2 separate regions of the Homo sapiens genome follow, and region 1 is linked to region 2. Evidence: read pairs that join two places in POLR2A ChIA-PET (ENCODE). Cell type or tissue: Panc1. All regions are shown on one strand. Links, peaks and the distances in the headings refer to the core of each region. The heading gives the core; the rest is flanking DNA.

Evidence for each region. Peaks named below come from ENCODE experiments on the same cell type or tissue, not always from the same donor. Only the 100,000 strongest peaks of a DNase experiment are listed, where the experiment ranks them.
Region 1: POLR2A ChIA-PET joins it to region 2 with 5 read pairs; 4 of 35 experiments call an interaction of 5 or more read pairs at or near these places.

What each region holds. Positions count from the first base shown.
Region 1 is chr14:77,087,785-77,090,692 of GRCh38, forward strand. No RefSeq gene overlaps it. Among named protein-coding and RNA genes, the nearest start is that of CIPC, 9.0 kb to the right of the region's middle. In Panc1, for the core only: no CTCF peak of the experiment used is centred there; no DNase peak of the experiment used is centred there.
Region 2 is chr14:76,935,762-76,938,669 of GRCh38, forward strand. No RefSeq gene overlaps it. Among named protein-coding and RNA genes, the nearest start is that of LINC01629, 22 kb to the right of the region's middle. RefSeq lists an enhancer at 1-265. In Panc1, for the core only: no CTCF peak of the experiment used is centred there; no DNase peak of the experiment used is centred there; H3K27ac peaks cover 1,488 bases.

The DNA.
Region 1 (2,908 bases), core at 172-2,671, 150 kb after region 2:
CCAGGCAGAAATATGATTGGACAAAAAAGACTGTGATCAAATGCTACCAGACTGAGTGGGGAAACCCAGCGAGCCTTGTTTGTCTAGATTTTTCTCAGCCTCTCTGAGCCTGCACTCCTTCCTTCTGGGTATGGGGCAGGACCCTCTCTGGAATGGGGGCTCTTATGAGCTATAGTCAAACAAGGTAGTCAGGTAATTTCTTTATGGACAGTTTTTACACAGCAAGGTGGAAGGAAAATTATTTTTAGGTTTTATGGTTTGGAGAAAAGGGGTTCTGTTTCTCTGACCCGCCTTGGGGAAGAGGGATTCTAGTTTCTATGGCTGGCCTGGGGACAGAATGGGATAGAGAGACAGGAGGGCAGGAGAAGGTCAGAGAAAAACTTTTGCTTTTGAGGCTGCTTTCTGAGGCCTTCAGTTTGGGGTGTTGTTTTCTGAGTCTCAACATGCCCCATCCCCACCGCAATATTATATTTAAGTCTTTGCAAATTGACTGCTTGCTTTTCAGTCTCCTGTTTGAGATTTAATTTTGAGACCTTAGACTCTGCAATCAGGCAATTGGCTGTGAAGAAAGCAGATTCTGAATCGAGATAAAATCAACCAGGTAGTTCTGACGAACAACTGGGCGTGGCTTCAACCCAACATATGGAGCCTGTTTAACCTGTTTTGGTGCTGACTTAAACAAGCCCAGCTGGCCAATCCTGTGAAGTGAAACTTGACAAAGGCCCATCCAGACTCCCTGGGGCTGGAGAGAGGAGTACTGGCATATGACATTCTTGGGTATATCTCGGTCTGCAAAGTACAGCCACTATATCTCTACTGACTACTAGGTTTTATAAGATTCTTCATGGAATTCCAAATAGAGTCAGCCATGAGCCAAATCAAACATAAAGGAGGAGGATTCAAGAGCATTCTTGAGTAAATTTCAGAATGGAAAAGACCCTCCAATGACTCAGAGGGGTGGGAGGAACAATGCAGGCTCTGGGATTTCTTTGCCAGAATGACAAGTGTAGAGCAAAACCTGTGGGAGTCACAGTTACTTTCATTCCTCCTTTCCCCAGTGGCCATACACAGGTGTGTGCAAAAGGCCTGGAGGTGGCAGAGAGTGGAGCATGTCAGGGAACTGACAAAAGAATAGGGACGAGCTCCTGTGCACCTGTGCCCACGGAAGCTACTCACTCCCCTCCTTCATGGTGTCTTTTCCTTCTCTGGAGTCCTTTCAGTGATATGTGAGCCCACTGTTAAATGTTCAGGAAGTTTGGGTCCCACTGATAGCAAGTTAGTTGAACATCTACTATGCAGAATTTACTTTGTGGGAGAAAACCATTAAGATATAATCCCAGCCCTTAAGGAGTTTAGACTCCAGTGAGGGAGACAGAGAAGTACGCAAGAAATTACAAAACAAGCCAGTCTAGATCAAGCTACAAGACACAAAGTACTCAATTTTTGTAAATAATTTCTATATGGAGGCTATTCCTAATCTTGGTCTTTGTAGTCAGCTTCCTATTACTGAAGCAACAAGTTCCACTAAAGAGCTCCAATTCCATTGGGCTTTCTGCTGTGGTGGTCTGTGTTCCCTGTCTTTTGTTAATCCCATGCTGGTGAACTCAACTGGGATCCAAAGGCTGTTGACAGAAGGGAGGTAAACCTATGAGGCAAGATATGAAGCCAAGGCAAACCTCCAAGCCAAAAATCAAATGCTTCCACACAAAGGGGCAAGTGAACAGCTTTCTGGGTGGCCTAGAGAGAGAGAAGGTGTGAGTTTAAATCAAAGACTTCAAAGCCGGGCATGGTAGTTTGTGCCTGTAATCCCAGCTACTTGGGAGGTTAAGGCGAGAGGATCATTTGAGGCCAGGAATTCAAGACCAGCCTAGGCAACATAGGAGGGCCCCATCTTTAAAAAATAATTAGCTGGGTGTGGCAGCATGCACCTGTAGTCCCAGCTACTTGCGAGGCTGAGGCAGGAGGATTGCTTGAGCCCAGGTCAAGGCTGCACTATTGCCCAGGTCATGCCACTGCACTCCAGCCTGGGTGACAAAGAGACTCTCATCTCAATAAATAGACGACTTCGTATTTAGTTGGGGAAGGAGTATAGGGGCAAAGAGAAACCTTCCCCTTCGACCTCTGAAAGTTTGCCAAAAAAATCAGCTCACAAAAGAAGATTAGAGAAAGGGCGTACAAATGTATTAATGTGCAAACAGGGAGAACCACAGAGTGCTTACCCCACTGCCCAATGGGGTCCATATAGCCTTATTTCAGGTGGAGGGGGGAGATAGGGAATACAGGTAATTCTGTTGATTGGCAATAAATGGTTGCTAGGGAGAATGAATGGATTGAGGAACAGAGATTAATTTCTAAATGGTTGTCTGAGTGAGTCTGCAAGAGAGACATCATCTTGTGAAAGAGTCTGTTCAGGTGTGGTTACATTCTTGGTCTTTTCTGCAATAGATAATAAGAGGAGGAAGCCAGGCACGGTGGCTCATGCCTGTAATCCCAGCACTTTGGGAGGCTGAGGCAGGCAGATCTCTTGAGGCCAGGAGATTGAGACCAGGCTGGCCAATATGATGAAACCCCGTCTCTACTAAAAATACAAAAATTAGCTAGGTGTGGTGGTGCATGCCTGTAATCCCAGCTACTCAGGGGGCTGAGGCATGAGAATTGCTTGAACCCAGGAAGATGGAGGTTGCAGTGAGCCAAGATCACATCACTGCACTCCAGCCTAAGTGGCAGAGTGAAACTCTGTCTCAAAAAAAAAAAAAAAAAAAAAAAAAAAAAAAAAAAAAATTCAAGGTGGCTCACGCTTGTAATCCTAGCACTTTGGGAGGCTGAGGTAGGTAATCATTTGAGGTCAGGAGTTCAAGACCAGCCTGACCAACATGGTAAAACCCCGTCTTTACTAAAAATACAAAAA
Region 2 (2,908 bases), core at 112-2,611:
GGAGAGGTTTCGGGAGAGCCAGCAGATGAGCTTGGGAACAGCCCTTCCTGCAGAGGAGATTCAGGTTTCTCCCGCCCAGCTCTGCCAGCCCCCAGCCCACAGCCCTGAGCTTGCCTCACTCATCTCTTAAGTGAAAAAAGGTCACATGGGGACCACTAGATCTGAGCAGACCAGAAGGACATGTCCTCTTGGTCCTGTTCCTGCTCCCTTGGCCTTGCAGTCTTTTTTTTTTTTTTTTGAGATGGAGTTTCGCTCTTGTTGCCCAGGCTGGAGAGCAGTGGTGTGATCTCGGCTCACCGCAACCTCCGCCTCCCAGGTTCAAGTGATTCTCCTGCCTCAGCCTCCCGAGTAGCTGGGATTACAAGCACCTGCCACCATGCCTGGCTAATTTTGTATTTTTAGTAGAGACAGGGTTTCTCCGTGTTGGCCAGGCTGGTCTCAAACTCCCGACCTCAGGTGATCTGCCCACCTCAGCCTCCCAAAGTGTTGGGATTACAGGTGTGAGCCACTGCGCCCAGCCCAGTCTTGCTGTCTTCTTTACTCAACCAGGGCAGGTGACAGGGACCTTAGACAGCTCACGATGCTGGGCTTTCTTGCCTCCTTCCCTAGTCTTCCACCTGCAATCCGGCAACTTCTCCCTTTGCCAGGAAAGGATGCTGAACGGGAACATTCACCATTGGTTGGACACAAAGCTGGCTTTCCTTTCATCACCTAAGATGCCATCAGCGGCCTGCTGTCTGGCCTAGTCTTCCCCAACCCATCCCCAGGCTGGCCCTTCAACCCCAGCTAAGTTCTGAGGGCCCCAGGTTGGGTCATAGCCTCCATCCCTAGAGGATGGAAGCAGGCTCGAGGCCACCTCCTCTGAGGCTCCCCAGCTGCCTGCTTCAGTGACCCCGCATGGCTTCCCTGTGGGATGCAGACCAAAGGTTCTGGATGGGGCCCAACGGTGCTGGGTAGGCTGTCAGGATTACTGAGCTGTAGTGCTCTGTTGTGCAGTCACTTACTCATCATATTTATTCTTTTTTTTTTTTCTTCTGAGGCAGAGTCTGGCTCTTTCGCCCAGACTGTAGTGCAACAGCACAATCTCGGCTCACTGCAACCTCCCTCCCGGGTTCCAGTGATTCTTGTACCTCAGCCTCCTGAATAGCAGGGATTACAGGTATGTGCCACCACGCCCAGCTAATTTTTGTATTTTTAGTAGAGATGGGGTTTTGCCATGTTGGCCAGGATGGTCCCAAACTCCTGACTTCAAGTGATCCACCAGCCTTGTCCTCTTAAAGTGCTGGGATTACAGGCGTGAGCCACCGTGCCCAGCCCACATCTATTCTTTCAACAGCTCTTCGAGGCAGGGGATATTTATCCCCTCTTCACAGATAAAGAAACAAAAGCTCAGAGAGGTTAGCACGAGCAAGGTCACACAGCCAGCAAACGGCAGGGCTCAGATTCTCTAACAACTCCGGCACAAGGGGTCTCTTCCATCAGCGCTCCCCACCTGACCCCCAGTCCTCCCTGCCACCTTTCCCAGGGCCGGTGCAGGGGGCTGAGGGTGCCACGCCCAGCTGGCTGGAGATGCAGCAGCTCTGCCTGCCCCTGAAGGACCCAACTGCGAATCAGCAGCCTGGTATCCAGGCAACCAGTCTCCCTGGCTTCAGATAAGCAGAAACAGCTGGGAGCTGCTGAGGCTGGAACACCATCAGGGAAGGGAGGAGGAGCCCACCAGCCAGTCAGCGTGTTATTTTAACACGTTGTTATTCTTACCCTCTCAGACCTTGGCTTGACTGGGCCCTTTCCCCCAAGCTTATCCTTGCCACTGCCACAGGGGAGGGGTCTCCAGGGGTTCCACCTAGCCCTGAGCCTGGCACAATTGAGGTGACGTAAGGGGAGAAATGTTGGCAGTCCCTCTTTCCGTGAGCAAGGGAGAAAAGGAAAGTTGGCCAAAGGCTGCCAAGATTAAGAGGCTCTGGGGTGACTTCATAAGCAGAAGTAGTTGAGTTTCACCTTTTGGAGCCTCCAGGCCTCAATGAGAGGTTTTCCACCCCCCTATACCAGGCTAGCTGAGTACAGGTTCAGCTGGATAACCCCATCCAACACCCATGATGGCAGCAGCAACTGGGCTGGGGGTGAAGGAAGCCATGGGGACACGTGGACTGTCAGACAAGCGAGGTCTGGCTCAGCCCCAACTCTGCTGACGACAAGTTTGGCCACGCCTCTCTGAGCCTCAGTTTCCTCATCCATAAAATGGAGACAATCATGCATACCCTGCTGGCTGGAGGTGGAAAGTAAGTGAGGAAGGCCTGTGAAATGCCGGGCATCATGTCTGACACAGTGGGTACTAACATGGTTCTCCTCCCCTCCTCATGTTGGGGCCTGCCCTGCCTGGCCTGGCCACCTCTCTCACACAGGATTCTGAACTCTCCAGGGCTATTTCTGTCTCCTGTTCTAAAGGTCAGTGACTTTCCTGGGATATGGCAGCTGCTGCCTCTTTTCCACCTCTAAGTGGCATTAATCCCATGCCAGGGGGACAGTGGTTGCCCCAGATGGCTTTCCCCATCCCCTGCCTTTATCCAGAACTGGCCCAGGCATGTCCACCCTCTCTTCTACACATAGACCCCCAAGGCTACCGCCAGGCCTGGAGCTTGGCCATTTTTGACTGACTCATGACCAGAATATTCCACCGTTCCTTCAGCACTGGGCCCACCAAGGCTCTTCATTGACTGCCTTGGCCTCTCTCCCTAGCGCCAGCTCCAGGTGATGCCCGGCCCTCCCTAAGGGCTGATGGACTTTTCCCACAAGGAGGCTTGGAGAACAGGACAGGAAGAGAAAGCGTGCCCACCCTGCTGGGGAGCCTCAGAGGCACACTCCCCTCCTCTCCTCCAGGGACTGGCAGGAGGGGATTACCTTGCCTCAA